Regions from separate parts of the Mus musculus genome. Here regions 2 and 3 are each linked to region 1. The links are chromatin loops, found by intact Hi-C in ENCODE. Cell type or tissue: heart. All regions are shown on one strand. Links, peaks and the distances in the headings refer to the core of each region. The heading gives the core; the rest is flanking DNA.

Evidence for each region. Peaks named below come from ENCODE experiments on the same cell type or tissue, not always from the same donor. Only the 100,000 strongest peaks of a DNase experiment are listed, where the experiment ranks them.
Region 2: it touches region 1 in a loop (9-fold over the local background); 5 of 42 quality-filtered maps call a loop at or near these places.
Region 3: it touches region 1 in a loop (2.3-fold over the local background); 6 of 42 quality-filtered maps call a loop at or near these places.

Annotation. Positions count from the first base shown.
Region 1 is chr15:31,222,233-31,232,222 of GRCm38, forward strand. It overlaps Dap (death-associated protein), which reads left to right and starts at 2,153. Exons shown (of 4, transcript NM_146057.3): 1 at 2,153-2,351. The coding sequence starts at 2,297. In heart, for the core only: a CTCF peak has its summit at 4,487; a DNase peak (open chromatin) is centred at 2,109; H3K4me3 peaks cover 1,872 bases; H3K27ac peaks cover 2,257 bases.
Region 2 is chr15:31,526,769-31,536,758 of GRCm38, forward strand. It overlaps Marchf6 (membrane associated ring-CH-type finger 6), which reads right to left and starts at 4,269. Exons shown (of 26, transcript NM_172606.2): 1 at 4,035-4,269. The coding sequence starts at 4,053. Gm41287 (a long non-coding RNA gene) reads left to right here and starts at 4,336. Exons shown (of 3, transcript XR_875101.3): 1 at 4,336-5,169; 2 at 5,347-6,475. In heart, for the core only: no CTCF peak of the experiment used is centred there; DNase peaks (open chromatin) are centred at 3,723 and 4,363; H3K4me3 peaks cover 3,258 bases; H3K27ac peaks cover 2,476 bases.
Region 3 is chr15:31,597,314-31,607,303 of GRCm38, forward strand. It overlaps Cct5 (chaperonin containing Tcp1, subunit 5 (epsilon)), which reads right to left and starts at 4,533. Exons shown (of 11, transcript NM_007637.3): 1 at 4,288-4,533; 2 at 687-747; 3 at 98-262. The coding sequence starts at 4,392. Atpsckmt (ATP synthase C subunit lysine N-methyltransferase) reads left to right here and starts at 4,803. Exons shown (of 5, transcript NM_026546.3): 1 at 4,803-4,836; 2 at 8,598-8,875. The coding sequence starts at 4,824. In heart, for the core only: a CTCF peak has its summit at 5,303; DNase peaks (open chromatin) are centred at 4,488, 4,898 and 5,318; H3K4me3 peaks cover 3,506 bases; H3K27ac peaks cover 2,354 bases.

The DNA.
Region 1 (9,990 bases), core at 1,083-9,082:
TCTGCAGTGGGGATAGAACCAGGGTGTGGCTCCTGCAAGGGAAGCTGTGGAAAACTGAAGTACGCTGCCTCCGAATCTCTCCTTTTCAGGCAAGTTACTGCAGGTGTTTGTGGGAGTGCTGAGAAGCTAACATCCCCGGGGGGGGGGGGGTGGCACAGCCCTCTGCCCTCCGATGTCTTTCTTGCAGATAGGGAAACCACAGGGCTCAATGACGTCACTAAGGTTCAAAACAGACAATGGCAGGGAGAATTCGCACCTTCTGTGACTTCTTCACTCTTTCCAGATTCTGTTTAGAAAACAGCCTACTTAGAGAAAAGTAGGAAATGTCCTCCAAAACCCTTACCCAGAAGTCAGCCAGCACTAGGAGGAAATGCTGCTGGGCTGAGAAACCTGGTATCTGGGCCCAGCTCACATTCACCAGACTGAAATGACTCTTTCACCTCCTCCCCCTCCCGCTCCCCCTTCCCCTCTCTCTATCTCTTTCTCTGTGTATGTTCTTGTTAAAAATGAATTATCCTCTCTCATCCCTAGAACCATTTAAGATTCAATTAACACCAGTCAACATTACTAGAATCTGTTCGGTAGACACCAGTGCATAGAATGCTCCCAGAGTGGTACTCAACATGTAGACTGTACCTGTGACAGACTGGGCTGGACATGCCCACACCCACCCACATGCCTCCTCCACAAGTGAAAGTGAATGAATATACTATTATATCCTAAGCATCCACTCCATTTTCTGTGTAGGCCCCATTTGTTGCTCTCTGTTAAGACAACATTGTAGGAGACCCATTGCCTCTCTGTTCCAGGATTATATGGGTCTTTTGCGATTGCCATGGCTAAGGGCCTGGAATATAAGTGAAAACCATATACCAGGCTTCTCCTTCCATGGAGCTGACAGTCCAGTCCATGGAGAATTCCAGTAAATGAGCAGAGAGAAATAAGGACGGCCAGATGAGGTTGATCGCATGGAGGCAGTAAAAAACATGAACAGAAACATGAGCCGGGCACCTTGGCTACATTCTCAGATCCCACAGGTCAGCTGACTTCACAAGCTGGTTGTACTATAGGAAGGAGTCAGTCATGTAGATATCTGGAGGAATCAGTGCTCAGTGATGGGAATAGCAGATGCCAAGACCAGAAGAACTGGCCTGTCCCACTAAAGAAGGATCAGAACAACCAATATGGGTCAAGGAGCCATAAGCAATGAGCTGCTAGTTTGCCAGGCCCTGTCACGAAAAAAGCCTTGTGGGTTGTATGTGCTACAGGTTGCATTTGATGGCCACAAGGGCTTCAAACCTCCTCGACTAAGAAATTGTTTCTATGCAAGCCTGCAAACCACTTGCCTCTTGAGAACCGCGAGCTAAATAATTCTGAGTAATTTATGAATTACTCAGACGCCAACATCATTACAGTGGAAAGCACCCCAGGAACGTGTAGGGAAGAGGGCCAAGGATGATGCACGGGAGATACAAATATTTACAAGTCTACAGAGAAGCTTGCCAAGCCGAATGGCAGCCACGGTGGTCTGGACAAGGCAGAGACATGGCGTCCCTAAAGCTAAAGAACATCCAGAGCTGTCTGCAGTGCTCCTACGAGATCAAAGGCACTGGACAAGTGACCTTCGGATTTGGCAGCCTGGGGTCAGGGAGAGGTTCTGAGAGATCAGTCAAGAGGTTCTGAGAGTAAGGAAGGAGTAGAGAGGTGTGGCACCCTGCCTCTTTTAATAGCTGGGTCGTCTAAGATCCGTGTGCAGCCTGGAAGGGATGGTGGCAGGCCCTTTTCTAAAGATAGAAGACTGCTGATCTTGCAGAGCTGCGAGTTCTAGAGAGTAACGGATAAGTTTTGCTGCAAAGTGAGCCAAGGAGCCAGGAGCTGCCATCTCTGAACGAAACCCCGCGCTGGGGTCTCGAACCACCAGCAGGCTACGCTTCCCTCAGTGACAGCTTGGCTAGTGAACACGCACCACGGGTCCAGCCCCTCGCTGGTCGCAGGGCCGCCCCGCCCTTCACGTACACACGCGCCCTGTCATCCTTCCCATACAATAGCCTTGGAGTCGTACGTGGCGCTGGCCGCTGCGCATGCTCCACAAGGACGGGCGGGGCGAGGCGAGGCGGCTCACAGAGTTCGGGTGGGCGGGACCGTGCCACGCAGCCGTTTGGAGCCACGCCCCCCTGCCCGGGGCGGCAGTGCGCGTTCCCGAGCAGCGCGCGCCTCACGCCTTCCCCCGAGTCCTCGCGCGCGCACTGACGCCCACCCCGCGGCTGCCGTCGCCCCTCCGAAAACCAGCGGCGCCATGTCTTCGCCTCCAGAAGGAAAGCTGGAGACCAAAGCTGGACACCCGCCCGCCGGTACTGACTGGTTTGCACTATGTCTTGGGGCGCCGGGAGGGGACAGGGCAGGATCGGGGTCCCAGTGCCCCGGTGCCCCTTGCTTGTGTGCTGCGCAGGCGCGCAGGTGAGCGGGCCCGGGGTGCAGGTGAGCGGGTCGCGGGATCCAGCCCTCCCCGGCGGGGACACCCTAGTTGTACAAGTCAAAACTCAAAAGTAGGCAGTTTTTATGAGATTGCACAGATGTTTGCGTGGGAGACCCCCAACAATTAAAAGGTAGTGTTGTATCATGATGATTAATCGTGGGCTGACAGCATTTCACACTGACAGACCAAAGAAGCGGAAATAATTATGATCATTAATCACCCGGCATGACTTCCTTTATTCATTTAATTTTCGCATCCAACTCCCTCTTGAAAGTGGTTAAAACGGTATTTTTTTAAAGCAAACCCGGAACTTCTGAGCCAAAACTTCTTTTTACTGGCAGTTCAGTCCAGTAAAGAGCCACCTCTCTTAGGAAATGGTGAGCAACCTTTGTGTGCCTTGGGCAGCCGCCTCCACTCAGTTCCTGTTTGTTCCTCCATGGCTGGAGGAGTTGGCATTTCTACTGCCCTTTCTGGTGGCAGAGATACCTGTGGAAGCACCACAGAGAGCCAGCCTGGAAACCGTGGGTCCTAGAAGCCAAGTCTCCTGTGGTATAAAACCAGGGCATCTCCCTGCAGACCTTGGAGGACTGTGTGGGGTAGGGACACATCTGTACCATCTTTCTGTAGTAAAAACTTAGACTCTCCAGCTGCTGGCCCCACTGGAGAACAGGAGGAGAGAGGAAACTGCCTTTAAAGTATGCTGTATTTCAAAGCTGATTCACTATGACAGTGCTTCTCAACTCGCCTAACTGGGGTTAGGAGTTATAGCTACGGGAGTCTTTGTGTTCAGTGTAAGATACTATGCTAGAGTATGGAAGGCTCTGGGTTCAATTCTCACTTCTTACAATACAAATTAACTTGTGGAAAGATTACCTTTAAGATACTGGCTCCTATCCCTAACCAAGTCTGTCCGCAATGGGTACCGGCTTGCTTCGCCAGTGGCGTCTCACTGAGTATATTAAACCACCTTCAGGGTAGGCCCTATGCCCCAGTAAATAGATGGCCAACGCAAAACGAACTCAGTGGTATTTTTGTAGACTTCCTGTCTCATGTGGTTTTCTTTGAGCATTTTTTAAAATCTTACTAGTGTATTGCTTGTGTATTTTGGTTTGTGGTTTTGTGGACTCTGTGTGTGTGTGTGTGTGTGTGTGTGTGTGAGAGAGAGAGAGAGAGAGAGAGAGAGAGAGAGAGAGAGGTATGGTGGGTAGGAATTGGGGGAAAAGTTGGAGAGAGGAAAAACATAATCAGACTATATTGTATGAAAAAAATCTACTAAAAAAACATAAACAAAACAACAACAGCAAACATTTCCTTTAAGGAACACCTTGACCTTTAATTCCTAAAGGAGTAGTTTGTGTCTACCTGCCTGAGGCTCTGAGCTGCTTGGTGTGGCCTGCACAGTAGGATCACATGACTGATTCTCCCAAGATAAGGAGTTCATTAGTGTGTGCTGTTGGAAAGGCATTGTGTCAAAATAGCACTAATTAAATTACATGTAGAGACTATTCACATGGACATCTTAGGATCGGAGGAAGAAAAACACACATGGGGGAAATTTGACATGAGAGTTCTGATTTTTCTTTAGTTTGTAAACAGGCTTTTGGGTTGGAAATGAAATACATTGTTTGTGCCTGCAGAGAGAGCCACGAGCGCACATTGTTAGAGTCTTGAGGAACACCGCTGGGCTCCTCTGGGACTCTGCGTTTCTCACCTGAATTTAGAGGCTGTAGCTGACGGTGGATCTCTGGGCCAGCCTTGGGGTTGTCAGCCACCCGCGGCTGGGCCCAGCCTTGGGGCTGTATCTCTTGCTTCTTTGCCTCTGTTTGTTCCTCTAGTTAATCAAACAGATAAATTTAGGTGACCTTAGGTCATTTACCTGACCCAAAAGTCTGGCGGGAGAGTAGCTGTCAGTGTCACATGCTGCATATCCCAAGGCCAGCTAGACCTGTGAGCCCAGAGGGGTGGGTGGGAAGGCAGTGGTTCTCAGCAGTGCCCCTAGTGTGCATGTTTCTCCCTATCCACAGAAGACCGAGGGCAGGGACTGGAGAGATGGCTCAGTGGTTAAGAGCACTGACCTGCTGTTCCAAGGGTCCCGAGTTCAATTCCCAGCAGCTAATCGGTGGCTCACAACCATCTGTAATGAGATCTGATGCCCTCTTCTGGTGTGTCTGAAGACAGCTACAGTATACTCATATAAATAAAATAAATCTTAAAAAGAAAAAAAGACCGAGGGCACTGCCTGTTTGTGTCAGGGAGGCCATAGGGTGCTTTTTATCTGTCTGGCAGCACCAGAGAATAGCAGTGCTGGAGAGTAAATATTTTTTAAAAGAAGAAACGGCCACCCACTAGTCACGAAGAATAAAGGTTTGCCAAGAACACAGTTCATAAGTCAAAGGGACCACCTTAAAAACTTTGGGAACACTTTCATTAAGTGCTTAAGCTGTGTACCAGTCTTGTGCTTAAATCTTTCATTGGAAATAATAAAATCCTCTCACCGCTCTTCTGCTGTCCGCTCTCATGTTTTCTCTTTAACGACCCTCCTCCCCTGTCCCTACAGGGCCCCCGTTTCCCTCATGGCTCCTCCACCTACTGTCTCCTACTCTTCTGGTTTCCAGGCTTACTAACATCTGTACCTTTCGGGGAGGGGGCAGCTGCCACAGTGCCTGGAACAGACACTCAGTAAACAGGTCCAGAAGCATTTCCTCAGGGTGCACTTCCCACCTTACCTGAAGCCTCCCTCTCTTCCGCATTGCACAGGGGGCTGGATGGTGCAGAATCAGAAGGGAGGAAACAGTAACTAGAACCTGGTCCAAGTTACAACACACCAGCATTTTACTGATGTAAATAGGTGCTCGGCACTTTCGCTACCATGGTCCGATGTCGAGATATTGTGGACGGTGCCATTTAAATCTCTGGCGGAGCTGTTTGAGGTGACTTGCTAAACCCCTAAGAGCTAGTTGTTGGAGATTGGCACCTTCGCAGTCTGACCATGTCATTCCCTGGATGTCACTCTTCAAGCTGTGGGATTTACTGGAGGATCTGCCAAAAGAAAGGGGAGGGAAGGACAGAAGGACACAGTGCTGCAGAGACCTTTCTGTGAGAGGTGACATTTCATTGTAGTTTGCACGCATCTCCCTAACAGCAAGCCAGCCCGTCCTACGTATACCCGCCTGCTGCTCTTCACTGGAAAATGTGTGTGGATAGACGGGGCGGGAGCATTCCCCTCAGGGCTCTGACTGAGATAGCCATGTATTAAGAAGCCACATTCAGTTCTAACTGCAGCCATGCAGTGGCCCACACTACTCATGGTGACTCATCCCTGCCAATCCCCATGTGACCTGGATAAAGAAGAGCTTGGCACATGCGTGTTGCAGGCCTATAGCCCCAGCCTCATGCACCCATTTCCCAGGGGAGCCAAAACTATAAGTAAGTCAAGTCCCATCAATGATCCCATCAATCACCGTTGCTAATTTTGTGTCTTTCTCCCAAAAGCTGTTCTCACATCCCCCACAGAACGGAGCCAAAGGAAACATAAACGTGGCTGTGGGGGGGGGGGGCAAGTACAGTTGGAAGTAGACCTCTCCCTAGTTTCAGCAACACAGATAATCCAGCTCCATTACACTAATCATTCAGATATGGCTTCAGGACCCATTAAAGCCCGTGGATGGTCATTGACCCTGAAGTACTTTCTTACAGAAGTTTTTTTTGGATTATCCAGAGTGTCCTGTTGCTGTAAATGGAAGGTGAATCTGCCTTTTACGGTAGCGAGCTTCCTGTAATGTTCATGGGAAGCAGACACCCACACTCAGCCAATGAGCCGGCCGTTGACCACAGGTCAAAGGGCTCAAGAGCCTTCTGCTTTCACTCCCAGCATGCTGAGGGGCAGAAGACCCTGTTGTGACTGGTTTCTGGTAATAGGTGCTGCCTCTGCTCCTTCGACATCTCTGGCTACTTACCCCTTCTGGAACCTTCTGTGCGTGACCTTTTCTTTGCAGCAGATCCCCTCTGTGTCCTGATATGGGTTGGTGGCTGTCTCCCATCCATCCATCAGACAACTTTTCATGGACAAGGGGAATATTCACTTGTGTGAAAACAACCCTGTGAGGCACAGCACGTGAGCAGACGAATTGAAGTTTGCTTTTCTCCTGCAGCATGGAGTCCCAGACACTCTGTACCCCTTGCCCGGTGATGTCTGTCTCTCCCTAGTAGAGTCACTCTTCCTAACTAAGATAGACTGCATTTCCTGTTCCCTTCTGATCTATGCTCCTGTCTTACTTACCCCAGGGGAGTTCTGATTCCACCTCCCCTTGCCCACGTGCCTCTGCAGTGCACTGCCTGGGCTTACTCTAACCTACACACGCAGGTTGTTTTCTTGTGTTCTCTCCACCAAAATGACCGTCAAAACCCTTCATCTCTTAAGGGTGAATTAGCGTCCTTATAGATAACATGTCAACAGCCCTTCTCTAGTAAGAACAAAGGCAGCTGCCCTTGGACTGCACGCTTTAGGATCTGCAGTCAGACTTGAGAGACAGCAGTGTGCATTACAAACAGATGTCCCCAACTCCCCATCAGATGCTGTGCCCAGTACCTGCAGGGTCCTGGAAGAACTTTCTCTCCCCACTCCACCACCCTGCTGCAGGCTTTTCCAGCCATTTGTTGTGCTTTAGCGATAGCCACCAGTGACTCCCTCTCCATGTTCCACACTGTAACAGCTGAAGGGAGCTTGGTCCATGGATGGCAGGTAGTCACTTGCCCCCTTCATTTGTTTCCAGGGCCAGTCTGACCAAAAAGGAAAAAAAAAAAAAAGCTTCGTCTACCCCGTTTCTGCTAGGACAGGAAGGCGATCAGGCAATCTCCAGAACACTTTTTATTTCTAACTTTCTTCCCTCCTACAGGTAATGTAGTGATCAGGACCTGTCCACAGTCTGTCTCGGCACTGTGCTTGAAAGGATTCCCAGTGATGAATGGTCTAGATCAGTCTGGTCCAGCTGTGCCTCTTGCAGGCTGTGCCCCTGAGAGAAACTGGCTTGGTCCTGGTCCTGCATGTCTCAGGCCCATTCACAGGGCACTAAAGTGTGGTGATGGTGAGGTGAGGTGAGGTGAGGTGAGGTGAGGTGAGGTGAGGTGAGGTGAGGTGAGGTGATGGTGGGGTGGGGTGGGGTGGGGTGGGGTGGGGTGAGGTGATGGTGAGGTGAGGTGAGGTGAGGTGAGGTGAGGTGAGGTGAGGTGAGGTGAGGTGATGGTGGGGTGGGGTGGGGTGGGGTGGGGTGGGGTGAGGTGATGGTGAGGTGAGGTGAGGTGAGGTGAGGTGAGGTGAGGTGAGGTGATGGTGAGGTGAGGTGGGGTGGGGTGGGGTGGGGTGGGGTGGGGTGAGGTGAGGTGATGGTGAGGTGAGGTGAGGTGAGGTGAGGTGAGGTGAGGTGAGGTGATGGTGAGGTGAGGTGATGGTGAGGTGAGGTGAGGTGAGGTGAGGTGAGGTGAGGTGAGGTGAGGTGAGGTGAGGTGAGGTGAGGTGAGGTCGATGCCTAGAACATCATGGCAGTAAAAGAAAGAACAGAGATGGCAGACCTACCAACAGAGATGGCAGACCTACCCAGGGTCTGGGGGTCTCAGGAAGAGTCCCTAACCTAGTGCTGGTGTCCTGATGAAGATCCGATGATTGCCAGCGATCACATCAGTACCACAATTGTCTCCTTCCCTAGGAGTTGTTACCTCCACAGTGAGATGTTCATGCACAGAGGATTTGAGTACATGAGACCTTTCTGAGCCCTGAATTTTCACTTTCAGCACCTACTTGGTAGAGCGGAGCACATCTCGTATGCCAGACTCTCTCAAGAGATGCCTCAGGAGCTAATTCGGTTATCCTTGGTGTCACTGGGAAGGAGGGACTTGTCACTCTCTCTTCACAGATAGAGGCACAGAGAGGGCCAGGCATGCTTATGCGTTCGTACACACAAGAGTATGCAGAGCCGAGGTTTGAACCTGAAGGCCTTTAACCTCAGCAATACAGTCAGACTGAAAGGAGTCTGTCACTCTTCAAATGTGACTCTAATTTCAGTAAGAGCCACCCCCCCCCCCCAAAATCTTGAATTTTCCTTTTTTTTTCAAAAATTACCCAACAACCTACATTTACAAATGATTCTACAGATTTCTAGTTTTTCAAACAGAATTCTAGATAAGCTGATAGAACCATTGCAACATGCTGTCATAACTTTTCACATTCTTGCAAGCTAAACTGAATCTGCCTCGGCCTTGAGTTATTGTCAACATTGCCACTTTTATTGCTGCGTTAATCACAAGCGTACTGAGATGGATTAATGAAGTTCATCGTTTTTAGAAACGGAATCAAATGTCAGTGCTGATGCTAGGTGACTGAGCTCTGGCACCAAGAGCTTCTTCGGGGAGTGAACAGGCTGTTCCAGGGGCAGTGCCTCCAGAGATGGGGTCGTTGAGATGTCACCTTGACATTCACTACCAGCTCTCTTTGTCTTTGTGAACTAGCCCATTTCACTTGCAGGCAGTTTGTGGAGACTATAGTATCTGTGAACTGCCATATTTGAAGTCTTCCAAAGACACCATTAAATGCCACAGATGGGCGGCTCCTACAATAGACATTTCTTTCTCATGGTCCTGGAGGCTGGAAATCCAAGATCAAGGTGTTGGCAGTGCTGGTTTTCTCTATGAATGTACATCCGGGGGCACAAGTTCTGTTGCATTGGGATCATCTTTGACTTTAACTTATCTCTTAGAGGACTTGATGCCTAATACCATCACAATCTTCAGTCTGTAGCTAGTGATATTTACTTCACCATAAGTTTTTTAGCCAAATACCGATACAATGTTCAGGCGGTGACAATTAGTACTTCACTGTATGTATTTCATGATAAAACAGCATCTTTCATCAGTTTCTGGTGGGCTCGGACAGGAGGAAGTATATTCTAAAAACCACTTAGAGGTCAGTTCTAGACTATTCATTTTGTGAAAACAGTCCATTATTCTCAGATAGAAAAACATCTTAACATACCACAGAGTTTTAATCCAAGTATTTCAGTGGGGCAGAAGCCTTAGGTTAAAATTTTGCCTACAAATGGTAGCTTTTTTGTGCTCTTTAGTTTTTGCATTTTTTAATTTTTTTTAAATTTTAATCTAAACTCAAAGTTAAAGAAATCCTTAAGGACCAACAACAAAAAAATGGATCTCAAAATGAGACATGAGACTTGGGCCTTAGTGGGTCAGGTGTAGGATAGCAGACCCCAGCATAAGTGTAGGACACCAGACCCCAGCATAAGTGTAGGACACCAGACCCCAGCATAACTGTAGGACACCAGACCCCAGCATAGAGCTGGAAGCCTAGAGGTCAAACTTTGTGGGGGAGAGGCTTGTCCAGCCTTGCAGTGAGACAGCAAGAAGCTGACCTCCATTAGCCCAGGCTCTGAATGGGAGTCAAAAGTTGGAGAATCTGTAAACACAGGAAAGATCTTAGTGGAGGTTAAGCTGAAATATACATTATATGG
Region 2 (9,990 bases), core at 1,188-9,187, 300 kb after region 1:
AAATTACAAAGTTGCCAATTTGACAAAAATATAATTCAATACACTTTGCACTTTAAACTTTAAAAGATTTTTTAGCAATCTTTAAAATTTAGTAACTATTTACTATAAAGAGGCAGAGATTATAAAAATAAATCCTTTGCTGAAAATACAAACATCCTGAGCATTACAGTATTGTAGATGACGGTCTAACAGAAAAATGTAGTAAGCTATTTCTGTGGTAGGTACTTACTAACAATCATTTTTCATAGAATATTTAAATTTTTTGTTTGTTTTGTTTTGTTTTTTCGAGACAGGGTTCCTCTGTATAGCCCTGGCTGTCCTGGAACTCACTCTGTAGACCAGGCTGGCCTTGAACTCAGAAATCCACCTGCCTCTGCCTCCCAAGTGCTGGAATTAAAGGCGTGCACCACCACACCCAGAATATTTAATTTTTAAAACAAATGTTTTCCTAAGGAGGGAATAGTGCTAACAGATTTTTTAAAATGTATTTTATATTTTCTTCATATATATTATATATGTGTATCTGTATGCCCACTATGTATGTTGGCAAGCAGGGGGTGGTGAGGGGTGCCCTCAGAGGACAAGAGCCTTTACAGCTGGTATTAAAGGCAGCTGTGAGCCACCTGACATGGGCACTGGGAAGTAAAATCAGGTCTTCTGGAAGATTATGGAAGAATAAAAATTAACGCATTAAAAAATATATTTTAATGTGTATAGGTATTTGCCTGCATGTGTATTTGTGCACCATATGCATACTTGTTACCTTTGGAGGCCAGAAGAAAGCGATGGATTCCTTGGAGTTACAAACAGTTGTAAGCTGCGATATGGGTGCTGGGAATGGATGTGAGGTCTTCTGAAAGAGCAGCCAGGGACCTTAACTACTGAGTCATCTCTCCGGCCCTACAACATGCACTCTTATTAACAAGTATTTAATGGGTCTGGCTCATCAGGTAAAGGTGCTTGTTAATAAATCTAACAACCTGAGTTTGATACACAAGGCCCACATGATTGAAGTAGAAACTGAATAGAGAACCGACTACTGTAAGTTGTCCTCTAAACTCCATAACTGCACCATGAAATGGGCACACATACATACATATATACATACTCTCTTTAAATAAATAAATAAATGTAGTAAAACAAATTTAATTTGCTTTCTGTTAAGTCATACTTTCCAAACACAAAACCAACAAACAGTTTATAGACAAAAGAAACAAATTTTATTTCTTTAATTTAAGAAATAATCTACAGGAGCTGGACAGATGGCTGGCTCAGTAATTAAGAGCGCTAGCTGTTCTGGCAAAGGACCTGGGTTCAGTTCCCAGCACCCACAGAGAAGCTTACAGCCATTCATAACTCCAATAATGCCACGGGATCCAGTGCCCTCTTTGGCCACCATGGCACCAGCAGGCACATGGTGCACACACATTCTTGCATTCAAGTCAAAACACTCTATGATACTGTTTTAAATACCCTGCAGTAACTGAGCAAGTAGAATCATTTACAAGCTTTGTGCCACCTTCATTTTATAATGTTTGTCATGAATCTATCCCTTGCAGTTATTTCAAGTCAATTTTAAGTTGTGAAATAAAAAAACAAACAAAACAAACAAACAAACAAAAAACCCTTTCAATTCAAAACTTTACAAAAATGGCCATGAAAACTATTACTATTCACTTTCATATGCCTAAAGAGTTGACTCCTCAGGTAAGGAAAGGTGCCTGGTGGCCTCAATTCAACTCCTAGAACCCATACGGTGGAAGGAGAATACTGGCAAAGGTCTTGTTAGCTTATATTAATAATTCATCCTCCAAAGGAAATGACAAAAACAAGTTACCGCACTCTGGAACACTTGACGAGCCTCATGAACCATCTCTCCAGTTCACTTATGAATAACTACACGGGGTCTGACATGAGTGACTCTTTCTCCTGCCTTTGCCACCTGAGTGAACTTGGGCAAGTTGCTCATCCAAATTAACCTTTAGTTCCTTCACCTGTGTAACAGCAGGTTGCTTCCTTCCAAAACCTGAGAGGTACTACAGTGTTAGTAAAGGGAAAGCACTCTGAGTCCTCACTAAGTGATCAGTTACTTTGAGTTCAATATCCAAATTGATTTTTAAAACATCACTTATATCTTATCCCAATAAAAAAAAAGTACCTTCAAGCACTAGAAGTACCATTTCCTTCATGACATCACACTCAGTTTCTCAATTCCTGAGTTACTAATACCTGTGGTCATTTCATAAATCTGTGAAGTACTAACTGCCCAGGTGGAAAAAAATCAGGTTTTCATATAATATGTCAGTGCAAAGCCAAGTAATACAGATGCTAGATTTAGTCATTAAAACTTAAATCAAAGGAGATTATGTGTAGTTGAGAGCACTTGTTCTTACAGAGGACCAGGTTTTGAGTCCCAGCACACATGGCATTTAACAACGATTAAATACATATGAGCAAAATACAAACAAACTCGAATCAAAGCCAGGCATGGTAGTACAAGATGCTGAAACAGAGGAGTATGGAGAACTCATTTCAAAAACCAAACAAAACAAAGACAGGCACTGAATATAAACGGCTGTGAAACCTACAGAGATGTAAACACAAGATCAACCTGGGCGATTGTTAATCCTCAACAGTTTCTTTCCCAAAGTTCTGCAATGGCAACTAGCTTCACTCATTGAATAGAACCGTACTGTAGCATAATGAAGTGGCAGCGACAAACAATGAAAATAGGGTCAACTGTTTCTTACCACCCGTGTGAACCTTAACCAAGCTATTAAATAAGCCTACATTTCCACAGCCACGAAAGGTAACACACATCCACCCCGCAGGGCTGTCGGGAACGTCAAAGTGAATCAATCCTCCTGTGCATATTTTGTAAACAATACTTTTTTTTAAAAAAAATCAACTCATCACATTATTACTAAACTTTTTATTACTCTAATGACTTCAATACAAGTGCTTGATGGTTCGATTGCATGTAAAGTCGGTAAAATAAAGCCTGAGGTTGAAAAGAACGCTCATTCGAACAAGAATATATCTAAACAGTAAGTATCTGCACTAGTAAGTACATGATCAATAATTTCCTCTACAGACTCACTAATACATCAGTGCCTCTAAAAACTGCTTTAAAACACTTTGCCACAACGTCAGGTAAGCGGCTGCTTTCTACACCCATGTGGCTGCTTTTCTTTCGTGTTCTCTGCTAATTCAAAACAACCGCATCCAAAGTACACGTCCACAAACAAAACAAACAAACCCTTGCTTTGTGGTGACAAGGATTTAGAAGAAACCTAAATATTCGCCTTTCCCTCCTCCAATAGTCTCTAGAAACCGTCCCCTCTCGGGTCTGGTCAGTGCAGTTAGGGTAAGGCAAACAGAGAGCAAGATTTTGCAGCAGGGGTCAGTTCAGTCCACTCAGCAGTCGTCACCTCGCGGGGTATTTTCCGCGAAGTTTCAAAGTCAACAAAGAAGTTGTGTGGCAGAGGTTGGGCCTACAGGACAACAGCAAACAGACTCGAACACGGAGGGGGGAAAAACGAGTGGGGGAGGGGAGTGGAAACGCCCCCGGACTTCGCACTGCGGCCCCCTCCTCCGCGGACCGCGGGATGGCGGTGGCCGGGGCCCCGATCTTCCACACCGTCAAGTCCCCGGCAGCCCCACGCCTCGGGCACCCTATGGTCTCCAGCGCCCCACTTCCCGACATCCCCATGTCTCGAGCACCCCACGTCGCGACACCCCCACGTCCGGGATGTCCCACGTCCCGGCACCCCACGTCTCGGACACCGAAGTCCTGGCACCCCAGTGTCCCAGCCGAGGCTGAGTCCTCGTCGCCCGCGGGAACCGGCGGGGGGCGCGCAGAGGGTCACCTTCCGATCCGAGCCCGCTGGAGGACCAGCTCGAGCCGCGCGCTCGCCCGCCCGCCCGCCCGCCCGCCCGCCGGGCAAGCAAACTGCCCGCGGGATCCGCCGCGAGCGCCTCGGCCCGACTGGAGCGCGGGCGCCGCTGCAAGGGCGCGGGCGCCGCCGCCTCACCTTCCTCGGCGGTGTCCATCTTGTCTGGGGGGCGGCGGTGACGCAGCCGCGAGGCGCCCGCGACCCGGCAGAGCCTCGGGGCCCGAAGGGAAAGGCGGGCGGGCGGGCGGGAGGAGTGGAGGAGGAAGAGGACGCGGGCCGGGCAAGTGCGTGCGCTCGGGTGCGAGAGGAAGCCGGTCGCGGGCGAGGGGGACAGGGACAGCGACTGACAGAAAGCGAGCGCCGGGGAGGGGGGAGGGGCGCGCGGCCGAGCGACGGGCCTGGGCGGGGCGCGCGGCGGAAAAGGCGGGGCGCCGGAGCGCTGCGCGTCACATCCGGCGCGCGCCTTCGCTCGCGCTCGCGCCGGGCTCGCGGAGGCGGGGGCGGGGTGCGAAACACGGCCTGACTGGTGGCGAAGGCTGCGCGCGGGATGGAGACTGAAAACCTAGAGGCAGGCGGCAGGCACCTCGCGGAGGGGCGGCTGCGGCGGCGGCGGCGCGGGCGCGTTCCGGGACAAAAGGAACGCGGAGCGGCGGGAGCGAGCCCGGCGCGCACGCCCGCCCGCCCGCCGGAGCGGGTGTGGGGGACAAAGGGTCCCAGCTTGGGGTACCCGACCGCCACTCCCGGGGCGTTCAGAGTCGGCCCCGGAACGAGCATTTTTGGTTCCGCTCTTGAGTGGTTCTGAGGCACGTCTGAAAGAATTACAGAAGCATCCCTAAGATGGAAAAAGACGAGCATCCAGGTTATCAGAATCTCTCCTGGGGAGGCTTATGCAATTGAGTGGAAAGACCACGTCTTCACAGCTGAAAGCCAACATTGAATCTACCTCTAAGGGAAATGGGTTCAGATGGCGACACAATTAAGGGAAGCTTACCTGGCCAGAACTAAATGGCTGATGAAAGAATGATGAAAGACTCAGACCTGCTCGCATCAGTAGGCCACCTTCCTCACATAATCCTTAGAGCTTTCTCTAAATAAGATAGTACAGATTAGAAGAAAAGTGTTTCCAACCCGGATGCTTAAACGTGCACATAACGGAAAGTAGATTCAAGAAACGGAATTTTGGCCGGGCAGAGGTGGTGCATGCCCTTAATCCCAGCACTTGGGAGGCAGAGGCAGGTGGATTTCTGAGTTGGAGGCCAGTCTGATCTACAGAGTGAGTTCCGGGACAGCCGGGACTACAGGGCTACACAGAGAAACCCTGTCTCAAAAAACCAAAAAAAAAAAAAAAAAAAAAAAGTTATGTGACTGTTTTTGTTTTAACCCCAGGTGTGGGATATGGGGCTGCTTCAGATGGGCCACAACCGTTAACTATGATTGTCTCGTACTCTAGGAGGGGAGTGATCTAAATGGCAGTCTCCAGAGCAGTGGGAGGTGCTTTGAGGAAGAAGAAGTGGGGAGAGGAGGAGGAGGCAGAAGAGAAGGAGGAAGCAGAAGAGGAGGAGGAGGTTTTTGGTTCCTGCTGCTCCTGTTGCTGTTGCTTAATGAGACGTTGGAGATGCCCTGTTGTGGAAGATTGGACTGATCTCAAGAAACTCAATGCCCCTAATGATCAGGAGTAGTCAAAAAGGTCTACATCCCCCTTTCCCTCTAACCTTCCTTCTCTTCTACCTTGATGTACTAGAACACAATAGAATAGACCAAAAAAAAAAAAAAAAAAAAAAAAAAGCCCCCAACAGAAGACAGTCCCTGTAGGTTTGTCTTTGAGATTTCTCACAAAAAAAAAAAAAAAAAAAAAAAAGCTAAGTTTAGCCCCATGCAGATGCTCAGCTCCTGATTCCACACACACTGGTATGCATATCACCTTCATCCTCTGCCCTATCCTGCGCAGCTTGCAGCAACAGGAGTGAAGAAAGGATATGTGTCACACAGAAAAGCTGAGATCTGTGGACCATGCTTACTCTTGTGAACTGGCCTCATGATGCCACAACCCAGAACCTGGCCATGCTTACAGTGAATAGCAATGGAGGTAGGAGTAGGCTAGACCTGATAGGAGTCACTGTAGCAGATGGTCTCACACTGCAGTCATCTGGAGGTAGGAGAAGGCTAGACCTGATAGTCACTGTGACAGATGGTCTCACACTGCAGTCATCTGGAGGTAGGAGAAGACTAGACCTGATAGTCACTGTGACAGATGGTCTCACACTGCAGTCATCTGGAGGAAGAAGCTGCAGTTACTAGTTTCTGCACACACTGGCCAATTGTCCGTAAACATACTTGGACCAGAGGAAGACCTTGCTATGCCTCTGAGCTTCACCAACAAGGAAAGTTTTGTCAGTTCCCATGGTTCTGATACACTGGGGTCCTTGACATGGTTGTGTCTTTGTCGGCAGTGCACACTTGCTCAGGACTTCATCCACACCCACACATCACTCCCTACACACCAGTAACCGTGAGATCCTCACACCACGTGAAGCTATTATGCAGGATGACATGGTCTTGAACCTACAAAACCAAGCTAGGTAAGCCTCTTCTCTCTTCCCCATCCCTCGCTCTGGGACATGGTCTCACCATGTAACCTTGGCAAGCCTAGAGCTTCTTTTTCTGTGTAAGCAGCTTGTGTCGGGTGGGTATCTTGTTATGGGATGACAAGATGACTCAGAGAGGACACGTGGGAAGACACAGTATAATTTTTTGAGCATGAATGATGACAATAGCAAACTAATAATAACAGTAATTAGCCAAAGTTCCTATTATGTCCAATGAATATCAATAGCAAACCTGTAAAGCAAATACACCCGTTCACAGATGAGCCGTCAGATTCACAGCAGGTGACTAACACAGAGGGAAAAGGGAAGCAGCGTTGAGCCACAGCTCTGTCTGACTCTAGGGCTCCATATTTTAAACCTCATTGGTTTAGCATAGCAGCCACTCACTGCCATCAAACCCTCAATTCTTTATTGTTTTTATGGTGAGCTTAAGTGTGTATCAAACCTGTGACCTTGAAACAGTTGCACAGAAACCTCCTGAGGAAGCATAGATATAGTGACTAAGCCAAGAGCCTTACCACAACCTTGACATTATCAAGAACAGCAGATTGCTAAGGGCAATTTATGGTGCTGTCTTAAAATTAAACTCTTTCCTTCTCACTTCAACTTCTATTATTTTTCTCTTCCCTTCTCACCTTCCTTTATTCCTATCTCCTCTCCCTTTCTATCTTCTTTATCATTTCTCTTCCTTGAAATGAGACCCAAAAGCAGGGTAAGGAAAAAAAAGTATACAGGTAAAATAGAGAAGCCTGGTGTGGTTAGACACAGTGTATTACAGTCAACAACTAAAGATAGTAAGAGTAAAAAGATGGCTCCCCAATAATAGCAGATATATGAATGTGGAAAGAGGGAAGGCTAGACATAGTCCTGAGAGATTAAATCTATGAGTCACTCCTGCCAGGTACTGCCATTCAAACTTGGCCATCAGGGATCAAGTCAGCTCAGGCAATGAATTTGGTAGAAACAAGCTTGGGCCCAAGAATGGTGGCTCACACCTTGGGAGGCAGAGACAAGCAGATGGCCAAGTTTGAGGCTGGCCTGGTCTATATAGTATAGTCCATCCAGGACTACACACTGAGGCACTGTCTCAAAAAAAAAAAAAAAGAGCTTGGAGCTGCTAGGTCTCCAAAGCCCTTAGCAGAAGGAAACATAAATTCTTTCTAGAAAGATGTACCTATGCTTTATTCACTGACCTTGTGAGTTCTTTGTGGCAATTCTTTGAGGGTGTATGTCTATAAACTACAAGTATAAGAAGTCACACACAACACTAGAAACCACCCCCATTAGCCGCCTTCTCCCATCCCTGGCAAGATAAAGTCTCACCCAGACTGAAGTTTCATGCCTCCCTGCACATGGCATTGGGTATCTACTGGGATCTCTTCAGTTACCCACCACTTGGTTCAGTTATCACGCATGTCCTGATGATGTATCCAGATCTCTGACGCCTTCCTGATCCCAGCACATGCTACTCAAAACTCTTTAACCTGTAGTTCAGAAACTTGAAAAACCTCTTAATTATCTGTATTAGTTTGGGTTTCTATTGCTATGATAAAACATTATGGTCAAGTAAAATTATAGAAGAAAGTATTTACTTGGGTTGCAGAGAGATAGGAGCACATTGCTATCATGGCGGGGAGCAAGGCAGCAAGCAGGCAGCCATGTCACTGGAGCAGCAGCTGAGAGCTCTCATTCCAATCCACAAACAAGAAACAGAGCGCTAACTCAAAATGACAGCAGTTGTTTGAAACCTCCAACCCTGCCCTCAGTGGCATACTTTCTCCAGCAAAGCTACACTTCCTAATTTTCCTCACTGGCCACCAACTGGGGACCAAGTATTCAAATGCCTGAGACACACAGGGACAGCTCATTCCAACCACAATCTGCAACACTGCTCTCTTGCAGAGTCATGCCATTGTCAGTAACATGGGGGCAGAAAGGAAAGATCTTGAGGCAGTGCCGTGAGCACCAAGGCCCCGTGAGTCCTGCCCAACTGGCTACATTTAGTTAATATCCATGCTGTCTTATTAGAGGATGAGCAACCTCGACTTTAACATCAGAAGAGGCTTCCTCCTCCCTAAAAGGGTTAACTTCCTCTCTCTCTCTCTCTTTCTCTCTCTCTCTTTCTCTCTCTCTCTCTCTCTCTCTCTCCCCCAGCGCTGTCCTACTGTGAGTCTGTCTCACAGTAGGACAGCACTCAAGTGTTCCTGTACTCTACCACATGCCCCACTTCTTTGTTAACTGGATTGCGAGCACCCCTCTCTAGAGCTCTCTAGCCTCTGGGGACTCCCTGAGAAACTGCTCATATAAAACGCAGATGGTGGCCAGACCATTTGTAAAAGAACTTGGTCCCACAACCTGCAGCAGCCAGCCCGGGGAAGCCATGTTTCTCTGCTCTGCAGCAGTGAGCCAGGCACAACAGGTCGGGTTTTCCTCTGCAATACTGATTCCCTCTGTGTTTGCTGCTGCTGTTTCTACGTTAGGACCAGCTAGAGAAAGACATTCCATTCCAGTCACATGGGATGCCCCGACCTTATTCACACCATTACCCTTTAACCAGGTCTTCTCTTTACCCACCCCAGCCTTCCTTTTTCTTTTTTATTATAAAGATCTTCCACTCTTCTGCTTGTCCTTAGTTGCTGCCAAACACCACTGGCAGTGGTGGACTCCCTTTCCACAGAATAGCCTCTTGCTTGTTCTTGTTTGGGAAACTTTGTTTACTTTTACCTAATTTTAGTGGCTAGTTCTGAGGTCTTATGGTTAGTATTTTGCCCACCCAATCTTCCAGTCCCCTCCTCTACTCTGAGGTCTCTTCACCAGCCTGTCTCATTTCAGCAAGAATGACAGTGCCCTTCCCTGCAATGACTCATCTGTTTGTTCATTGTGTCAGAGGAGACTCCAACCACCGTTGGACACCCACAGAGCCTCATTTTAGCCCCAGCGCTCGGGAAGCAGTTGCCATAGTGATAGATGTAGCCGGCAGGCTCATTTCAGAGTGGTTGGCTGCAGCTAGCCCATGCCAGGAGGGGCCAAGCCTTTTGCATGGTCTGTGTTGTTCACTATGCCCAACCCCACCCCTCGCCTCTGAGAGTACAAGTAGAACAGAGTTTGGGAATCCTCCACGCCCATCATTCTTAGAGTCTTGATTTAGCATGCCCCTCCCCCAGTGATTCTTAATGGTTGGCCTCCGTGGGTTGTGCAGCTTAAATTGTGTTGCTCAGCAACAAAATGACAAGGTAAATGCAACCTCCATTGAATGTGTATGAATACCTCAATCTCTTCAAGAGGGAGTAGATCTAAGTGTCCCATGCTAAGATGGGGGTTGGGCTGTCTAAGCCTTCTCAAAGGAAGGTTAACAACAAGAACAGACAAAGTGCACAGCACAAGTGCAGATCTTGATAAATTACAGCCAACATCCAAGTCCAGAAAAAGAAAAGGAGTGTCTCCATTTCTTCAGGGTCCCTGAGAGTTTCCTCTGACCTTCCTCAGTG
Region 3 (9,990 bases), core at 870-8,869, 370 kb after region 1:
AGTCCCCCACTGCCTTCATGATGCAAGGCAGAAACATTAGAGCTCCTCTGACAGTTTTAAACAACAAATAAGTTAGAAAGGCTGTTTTGTTTCTTACCAACCACTCCTGTGGTCCCATCTCCAATTTCATCATCCTGGGATTTGGACAGTTCAACCATCAGCTTGGCAATCTGATGATCGACATCCATCATGCTTAGAATGGTGGCACCATCGTTTGTTATAGTCACATCGCCATCCTTATCAACCATCATCTTGTCCAGCCCTAAAAGACAAGAGTGCAGAAGGAAGTTGAGCAAAATAAAGTGTACCAGTACTGGGAACTATAGGGGGTCGGACCATCTCACTAGTTCCTACCACAAAACTCACTAGCAACAAATAATCCAGTACACATGAAATAAATACCCACCAGCTAACCCAACTCCACATGGGAAACAATCTAAGCGTCTCAACCAGAGAAATGTGATCAACCATCACACACAGAGTGCCATTAAAAACAGTACTAGTTCCAGATGTACAGGCTCACTCTGGAACGTACTAATGAAGTGAGGAAAAGCCTCTAATCAAAATTGTGAGCACACGGTATCAGAAGAGCCTGACACTCAACATCTTGGCCATACCATCCACTGCATTTCTAAAGAGGCACGGTATCTTCAAACTTTTATTAAAACTATCAATGGTTCTCTCACCGTTTGGTCCCAGTGACGTCCGCATTGTGTTTGCTACAGCTTTGGCAGCCATGATGTGAGACTAAATGGAACAGAAAAGCAAAGACCCAGTTACATGTCATCCCAACAGTCAAATGCACTTACGTTTGTATTTGCAGGGGAAAAAAAAAGATTTAGGATGTAACTCCTAAAATCTAGAAATGTCTACATCAACAGAGAGGGCTGACTAGAGCAGTAACATTCACAACTACAAGCTTCAGTGTCAAGTGAATTTCGTCTCTTACAGGAAGGAGGTATGCTGCCACCATTTTGAACTCTGAAAACACAAAATCCAACCATAAACACTTAACACCTTCAGTTTACCAAGGTTTACTGTAGAGAAATATCGTACCACATCAACCCACATGGAAGTCACCCTTGTTGACGTTCTTAGCAAACATTATTTTCAAAAGGAAAGTTTTGAAAGATGGTTAAGAATCTAGTAACAGTAACCCTATCAGGCATGGAACCCGGAGACTGCTCTCTTTTTAAAAGTGTTCTTGTCAGAAATCCTAGTAACAATGACAGACCAAAACTAGCTGTGAAGCTACCAGAGTAAGGGCTGGAACTACAGCTCACTGATAGAGTGATTGCCTAGTATGCACAGGAGACCGGTCAATGGTCAAGAACATTTGTGGTTCTGGAAGATACAGGTTCAGTTTCCAGCACCCACACGAAGCTTTCAAAATTGGCCTATACTCCAGTTCCAGAGGATCTAATGCCCTCTTTTGGCCTCCAACGGCACCACAATGCACACACGCACACGAAATCTAAGAAACCCCTTCCAAACAAAAAAGAACACACACACATCTCATTATTATGCAAACATGACTTCATGTTTAGTATATAGCAAAGGTTTATATATGACAAATGTTGTTTGGAAGTAATGTTCTTTATGATTTATTCTCAGTAAAGGTTTGATATGTTTACCTATTTTTATTTCCACCTAGACCTCGTGTCATATAAAAATCATAGGAGGAAAGTGTGACCACCCATCAGCATTATGGTCATGTGATCCTCCCATGGCAAGCATATGGTCTCAACACTTTTACCACTGTCTTTAGCTTTTTTGTCATTTTGGCTCCCTCACTCCCAGAAGCTCTATGAGATTGGGGCCCTGAAACAGAAGAACCTCGATATTCAGAGGGGCTGATCCAGAGCACGTGACACTTAACAAGACTCATGCTACTTACTATCCCAGTAGGCCTGCAACCTCAGCCCCACTTTGGGAATGTAACTCCCAGCTCCACAGCACACTGCTCAGGCTCATTAGCTTTCATGATATTCCTGTGAACCTTCCCACAGACTTACTACTAAGACAGTAAAGGTCGGTCCAGGCCTGACAGGACCCTCCCTGCTCCTATACATGCCTGGCTCATTTCCTTCAACGCATGCTCTTCTGCCATCACCATCTAACTCAGGTCAAAACCATCCTGAAGAATTCCAAAACCACATGCTCTCCATTTCTTGGTCGCTATGCTAATTTCCTCATTTTCTAGTGACTCTAATGATTCTAAAGGTTCAAAGCCACTCTAGGGTCTTAATACCAAATCAACAGCCTTTTCTTCAGAGCACTCCAGGCTTTCCCTGGGTCACCATGTTCTCTGATGGTTTCTCCAACTCATCTTCTGAACCCCAAGATGCAGATAGATAAACTTCTGCAAGCACAGAAATACTGGGCATTTTCAGAGCTGTGCAAGTACACGTTCATTAACTTCTCTTGTCACCAAGACAGGTGACAAAGCAAGTACATTTGGTCTTTGCAAACTCTGGTGCTCTTAAAATGTAACCTGAAAGTATGTATTGGTAACATAGTTTCTCAAGAGACATCACAGGGAAATGTCTCTTGGGGTGCCCAAAGATACTGGACACCAGGACTTATTTTTGGTTGGCTAAACTGGTATGTACTAGCAGAGGCCAAAGAACCAGCCCAACACTATACACAAGACAGGCCTCCAACCACAGATGCTCTGGTCTAACGCCAAGGGGAACCTCACGGCTCTGGACCTAGCTTTGACTCAGGTGGAAGTGGAATAAGTCATGACCCTTCTCTACTCGGCAATTTCTCTATGACTCTGTCCCTAAAGAATCTAATTCTGTAAGCAGGACCCATCCTGAGTGAGGACCACATGCAATAGTCCATCTGGTTAACACAAACGGCTGGCACAACAGGACTGTTAACATGAGTTATACTGGTCAATTTTCTGTCTGTTGGAATTTTGTTATTGGCACGTCCCCAGAAACAGGAAAAAAAAAGGGGGTTGAAGTTGTCTTAGTCAGGGTTTCTATACCTGCACAAAACATCATGACAAAGACACAAATTGGGGAGGAAAGAATTTATTCAGAATACACTTTCCACATTGCTGTTAATCACCAAAGGAAGTCAGGACTGGAACTCAAGCAAGTCAGGAAGCAGGAGCTGATGCAGAGGCCATGGAGGGATGTTACTTATTGGCTTGCTTCCCCTGGCTTGCTCAGCCTGCTCTCTTATAGAATCAAGACTACCAGCCCAGAGATGGCACCACCCACAAGGGGTCTTTCCCCCTTGATCACTAATTGAGAAAATGCCCCACAGCTGGATTTCGTGGAGGTACTTCCCCAACTGAAGCTCCTTTCTCTGTGATAATTCCATCCTGTGTCAAGTTGACAGAAAACCAGCCAGTACACAAGTCGACACAAAACTAGCCAGTACACAAGTCAACACACAACGCGCACAAGCTGAAGGCAAAGAGAACCAAGCATCTACCAGGCCTCAGTTGCTATGTCCACTTCTGCAGCCACTCCAAAACACCTGTCAGAAATTCGGTTTGATAGAGAACTCACCGAGGGATTTCCCTAACACCAGGTCAACCAGGGCACCTCAAACCTGGAGGCACGACTGGCACAATACAACCTAAAATGGGGCTCCCTCCTTCCTCTGAGCTTTTTGTGGCAACACCAGTGACTGTCACTCCTTTCTCCTCTGGGGGCCTAGCACCGGCTCTTGGGTAGCCTTTCTTATTCCTCTCCTTCTGTGAGACATGCCTTCCGACTCAACACTTCGGCTCTGCCTTCCCTCAGGGTAACTTCTTTGTTTCCCTTTAGGAAACTATCCTCAATTGCGGCCAACTGTGCTCCACTGAAACTCTCTCCTTCCACTCCAAAAGTCACCACCATGCGTTTTCTGGCCCAAGGGACTTTACGGTCCCTTTCCTACAAGCAGCCATTCGGTCTGTCCTGTGCACGTTTCTCACTAGTTTTCTCCCTTTCGGGACAGCCCCGCTTCTAAGGGACAAGCGACTTACAGATGTTACAGATGCACCGGCGCAGGCCTGCTCGCCCGCCCGGTGAGCTGGGGATGCGACCCCACCCAGCTCTGAAGCGGCGGATCGCTCTCCCTACCCCACCGTGGGACGAAGGCCTCTACGCCCTCTCCCGCAGCCAGAGCGGGGATGTGACCCTAGAGCCCAAAGGGGCTCCCCGGCACCGGAGATTCTCGAGCTTTCGGGCCAGCACATGGCCGAGCTGCTCTCTCGCCAGCGCAGGCGCACAAGCGCTCCGGCCCACTCCCTTCATCCCGCGGCTTCGCGTTCCGGGCCGTTACCTTGAGGGCCTCAAGCCCCATGAGACGGGACTTGCGATCTTGGTCCTTGATAATGAGAAAGGGGCGCCCATACTCATCGAAGGCGAGGGTCCCCACGGACGCCATGGTGGACGAACTAGAACGAGCGCTCCTCCAGTAACCAGCGGGGACCACTCGGGAAGAGAGACACACCGCACCTCCCTCTCGCGAGAGGACGCAGAATCCCGCGCATGCGCAGTGCAGACCCCGCGACTTACTTTTCAACAGTGACTTTTTTTACGCCGCAGAGTAGCTTCTGGAATCGGCCGCTGTTGGGAACGTCCGTTTTCCACGAACCGAGGGGGGGGGTGTTCGAAACTTAGAAGGCGACGTCTAGCACACAAATGCTAATACTAGACATAATGTAGTCACTGATTCAAGGATTTAAGTTTTCAAAGTTTTTGAATCCAGAGTTGCAGCGGGGAGCTTATTTCCTTAAGATATTTTTCTTTTCTTTGATTGCCGCCCGGGCTCTAAGACGTTGGTAGATTCCACTTCCGGTCTCCCCGGAACGCGCGATGGAGCGAGTAGGTGAGGTTTGACCGGCCTGGCGGCGGGCGATATAGTTGTCTGTGGCGCGGGCGCTTGTGGGGATCGGGCGCGCGTGGCTGCGGTGCTCTCCGTCCCGCGCCGGTCGTGGCTACCACAGTGCTTGCTGGGGGCTGCTGTCCGCACCTCCGTGCACAAGACTCACTGCTCAGCCCGATCCTAGGTCGGCTGGAATCCACCCTGCGGTGGACGAGCTGCTGCTTGGAAGCTATTGAGCCTGTAGCTTTGTTTTCTTGTCTGCAAAGATAATAATAATAATAATAATAATAACAATAATAACAGCAATAACAACAACAATAATGACAAAATAATAGCAACAAAAACAATAATAATAATAATAATGATAATGCCTACTTCACAAGGTTGCTGGACGTGCCTGGTCGTCAGCACATAGTATTTGTCCTTAACTTCCCAGGTTACACAGATCCTGGGCCTTCCCCGCGCGTGTACTGTAGGTGGAGACAAAGTAGCACCGGCTGGTGCTCAGAGTCTCTTGTTCTCAGCGTTTTGCTGTTAGAAAGATACCCCGTAAGGGTAACTGCACGGTACGTCTGCCAGAAATCACGATTCATTTTATAAGCTCGGATTTATTTGTGACGAGTTTCCAGTCTCTCCACTCGTACCCCACAGAACAGAAACTGTCCCTGCCGTATTGTCTGTTTTTATTAGGTACTCAAAATTAGAGTGCATATAACCTGTATGACAGTAGGCTAGCTTTCAGGTCTGTGCTGTTACATGACACAGATTGACATTATGTCAGGACAAGGTTTTTAAAGTTAACACAAACAAGGTTTCATTGTGACATTTTCATTCATATATATATATGTAATTGTACCTTGCCATTGACCTATAAGCTGTCCTCATTATCCTCTCTCCTCCTGGTCTTCCCTCTCAACACAGCACACACACTTGTATACAACAAGATTCTGCATCTGAGCGAAAACATGATGGTTCTGAGTCATTAGTTTACAGTTGAATAAAGCTCTGTGTGTATGTACACCACACTGTATCCATTCCACTGTTGGTGGACATCAAGCTAGGTTCAAGAAAGACTTCAAGGATGGCACGGCAAGTAAAGGCGCTTGTTGCCAAGCCTGACCGCTTGTGCTAGGTCTCGGTCCCACGTGGTGCAGGAGCGAGCAGATTCCCACGTGGGTCACAGACCGCCTTCCAGTCAGGCGGCTGCTCCGCTCCCACTCTTCTTGCTTGCACGGGCCCAGTGGTTCGATGCTTTTGCCCTCAGTTCAGATTCCTAGTTTCCTTTCCCCTGTATTCCTTCAGATGCTCATACATAGGCTGACACGTCTTTGCCTCAGTTGGTTTCTACAACTCAAAGGCCAGCTGGGAGACCCTGGAGACCGGGGCGTCATTATTGTCTACCTTCTGGCTTTGTGCATGTGTCTACAGGTGAGGCAGACCTTGGGCCATCTGATTTGTGTTTAACTGTCGTAGCCCAAATTGATACAGTATGATCTGTCTATGACAGAAAGAATTCTTTCTTTTTTTAAAAAAGGGATTTATTTATTATTATACATAAGTACACTGTAGCTGACTTTGGATGCACCAGAAGAGGGTGTCAGATCTGATTACTGGTGGTTGTGAGCCACCATGTGGTTGCTGGAATTTGAACTCGGGATCTTTGGAAGAGCAGTCAGTGCTCTTACCGGCTGAGCCATCTCGCCAGCCCCCCAGAAAAAATTCTTATTTAAATAATAATACTTAGGTTCATCTGTAAGGTACTGGTTAGGAGCAACATGGATGAATCCAGAGGATATCATTTTAAGTGTAGTAAGATGGTGAGAGACCACATACTGTATGTGTGTGCATATTTATGTGTATATTTGCATGGTCCTGTGTGTGTGCAGGAGTTCCATATGTGTACTCATGTAGGCCACAGTTTGATGTAGGTATTTCTGTTGTAGTCCACTTAATTTTTTTGGGATGGTCACTCACCGACCTTGCCTGTTTTTGCGAGGCTGGCTTGACAGCCAGCTTCTGGGATTTGTCATCACCTTCCAGTGCTGTGGTTGCGCCTGTCTTTTCCATGGGTGCTGGGAATCTGAACAGCAAGCACTCTGCCCACTGAGCTCTCCCTGGCCTTTGCAAGCTAGTTGATATAAGTCACCTTTGAAGACAATTAGTGTAAGTCCGAAGTTGAGGAAGTAGAGACTAAACGTAGTGGTACTTAGGGTGGGTGGCAGAGGGTGGATGGGGAGAAGACAGCTGAAGGATAGAGGAGTTCTTGGGCAGTAAAAATCTTCTATAATTGACTGATGAGGCTCACACACACTTATACTAAAACCCGTTGAACTGTACACATTAAATGGACAAATTGTATTTGTATTAATTCTGTCCTAGTAAAGCCTAAAAACACTGGGTTTCCAAGCTGACGCTTTCTTTGATCAGACTATTAAAATGTGGAGTTTTATGATTAAAACTTGCAATAATGGATACTAAGATAACACATTAATTACGAGAGTCCTAGACACACTAAGTCAGTACATTGGAAAGATTTTAATCTTTCTTTAGTATTGAAGAACTTTCCCAAATCACTTTAATTTTGCCAGTGGGATTTAGAAGTCATTGTAGAATTTTATACAGCATTCAGTGAACTTGTCCTTTAGAAGGGATTAGTGGGGCTGGAGAGGTTGCTCAGGGGTTAAGAATACTTGCTGCTCTTACAGAGGACTCAAGGTTGGTTCCCATTAACAATGTCAGGCAGCCACAGTCACCTGAGACTCCAACTCCAGAGAATCTGATACCCTGTTCTGGCCTCTGTGGGGACACACACACACACACAAAACACACTCTCACACACCCTCCACACTCTCATACATACACTTGAACACTCTCACACACTCACACACTCTCTCACACACACACACGTGCGTGCATGCACACACATGTACACACACTAACACTCATACACACACTCGAACACATACACACACACATACACTCTCTCTCTCTCTCTCTCTCTCTCTCTCTCACACACACACACACACACTCTCACACACCCTCCACACTCTCATACACACACTTGAATACTCTCACACACTCACACACTCTCTCACACACACACACACGTGCGTGCATGCACACACATGTACACACACTAACACTCATACACACACTCGAACACATACACACACACATACACTCTCTCTCTCTCTCTCTCACACACACACACACACACACACACTCTCACACACCCTCCACACTCTCATACACACACTTGAATACTCTCACACACTCACACACTCTCTCACACACGTACACACACTAACACTCATACACACACTGGAACACACACACACATACACACACTCTCTCTCTCTCTCACACACACACACACACACACACACACACACTCTCACACACCCTCCACACTCTCATACACACACTTGAACACTCACACACTTGAACACTCGCTCACACATGCACACACACGTGCGTGCACGCACACACACGTACACACACACTAACACTCATACACACACTCGAACACACACACACACACAGACACACAGACACACACACACACACACTCTCTCTCTCATACACACACACACACACTCTCTCTCTCTCTCTCTCACACACACACACACACACACACACACACACACACACACACACACGCAGCACGAGTCAGTGTGAGAAGGGCTGCTGAGAAGATGCAGCCTTGGCTTTCTAGTGTGTGCTCCAAGTGTTTCTGCTTTCCCCCAATGATGGCTCAAATCTAGGAACGCCTGAGGAAGAAAGACAGGCGGGCCCTGTTCTTCCTACGAGTCTGGAATCCGACAGTTCAAAGAGGACCAGTTGGGGATTCTTGATTACTGGGGTCGTTGGTGGTGCACTGCTGACAGTGTATGCTGTGGCCACACCATTCATCACCCCGGCCCTCCGGAAAGTTTGTTTGCCATTCGTGCCTGCAACTTCGAAGCAGGTTGAAAATGTTGTCAGGATGCTGCGACACAGAAGAGGACCCCTGGTGGACATCGGCAGTGGCGATGGGCGGATTGTGAGTTATCCTAAAACATTTTAAGGTTAAACTTTAACCTTAAACCTTAATAAGAGTGGCCTTATTCGAGGAGGTGTATCACTGGGGGCACGCTTTGAGGTTTCAAAAGCCCAAGCCATTCCCAGTTAGCTGTTAAACTTTCTGCTTTATTTTTTTCATGAGGCTTCTGCAAAGATTTGCCAATTGTGGCAGTTGGAAAAGTGTGTGTCTTATTTTGCGTTTGGCTAAACTGTTGTCCCACCAGCATGTGTTCAGAGTCCATTTTTCTGTGATTGATTTTTCCTCCCCTGGAGGAAAAGAACTCTAAACATGCCAGATAGAAAGGAGCAGTTAATTGCTAATTATAAAGTAGTCTATTAGGATTTTTGGTCCAGTAAAGGTGGCATGATCACAAGAAACATGCTGAATCGTGGAGTTTAATATCTTTATTCTTTTGCAGCCTAGATGCTTGCTTTATGTTTCTCTGTATTGGCACGTGGGTAAGGAATGATTCCTGGGAATTGGTAGAGAGTTAAGTAAGAAAAGTGAAGTCCTGATTGACTAAAGATAGGAATTCAAAATGGGGATAACTGCATGTAGCTGTGTCCCAGTAGTCAGGAGGTGGAGGCAGGAGGATTATGACTTCAAGGCTAGCCTCTCCTATATACAGAATTTGGGTCACATGAGGACCTGTCTAAAAGGAAATTCAGAATTTTAGTGGCTTCAACATGCTGGGATCCCAGCCTGAATCTCTGAGTAAAGAAAAGGTCATGCCTGGCAGGTGAGTGGTTCTCGGTGAGGCAGGCGGCCACGTCCTGACAGCAGGAGTGCAGACAATGGGCGGAGCTTGTGTTCTGGCAGCATGAGTGTACAGACCAGGCAGATTGCATTACTTTCACTAGTCCTGTGGACACTGGCTTGGGAACACCTTCTTCTTCCATGCTAGAAGGCTGACTGGCTTTGTCTCGTGCAGGCAGCCACAGATGCTGGGAGCTCATGAGGCTGTGGTCGTGGGGAGGTTATTTTTATTGCTTATTATCTGTTGTTGACTTTCATTTTCCTCCCTGCTCTGCCAGCCACTGGTGCAGAAATGTGCAGATTTTCAGCTACAGTTTGTTGTCACTAGGGTTAGCTGA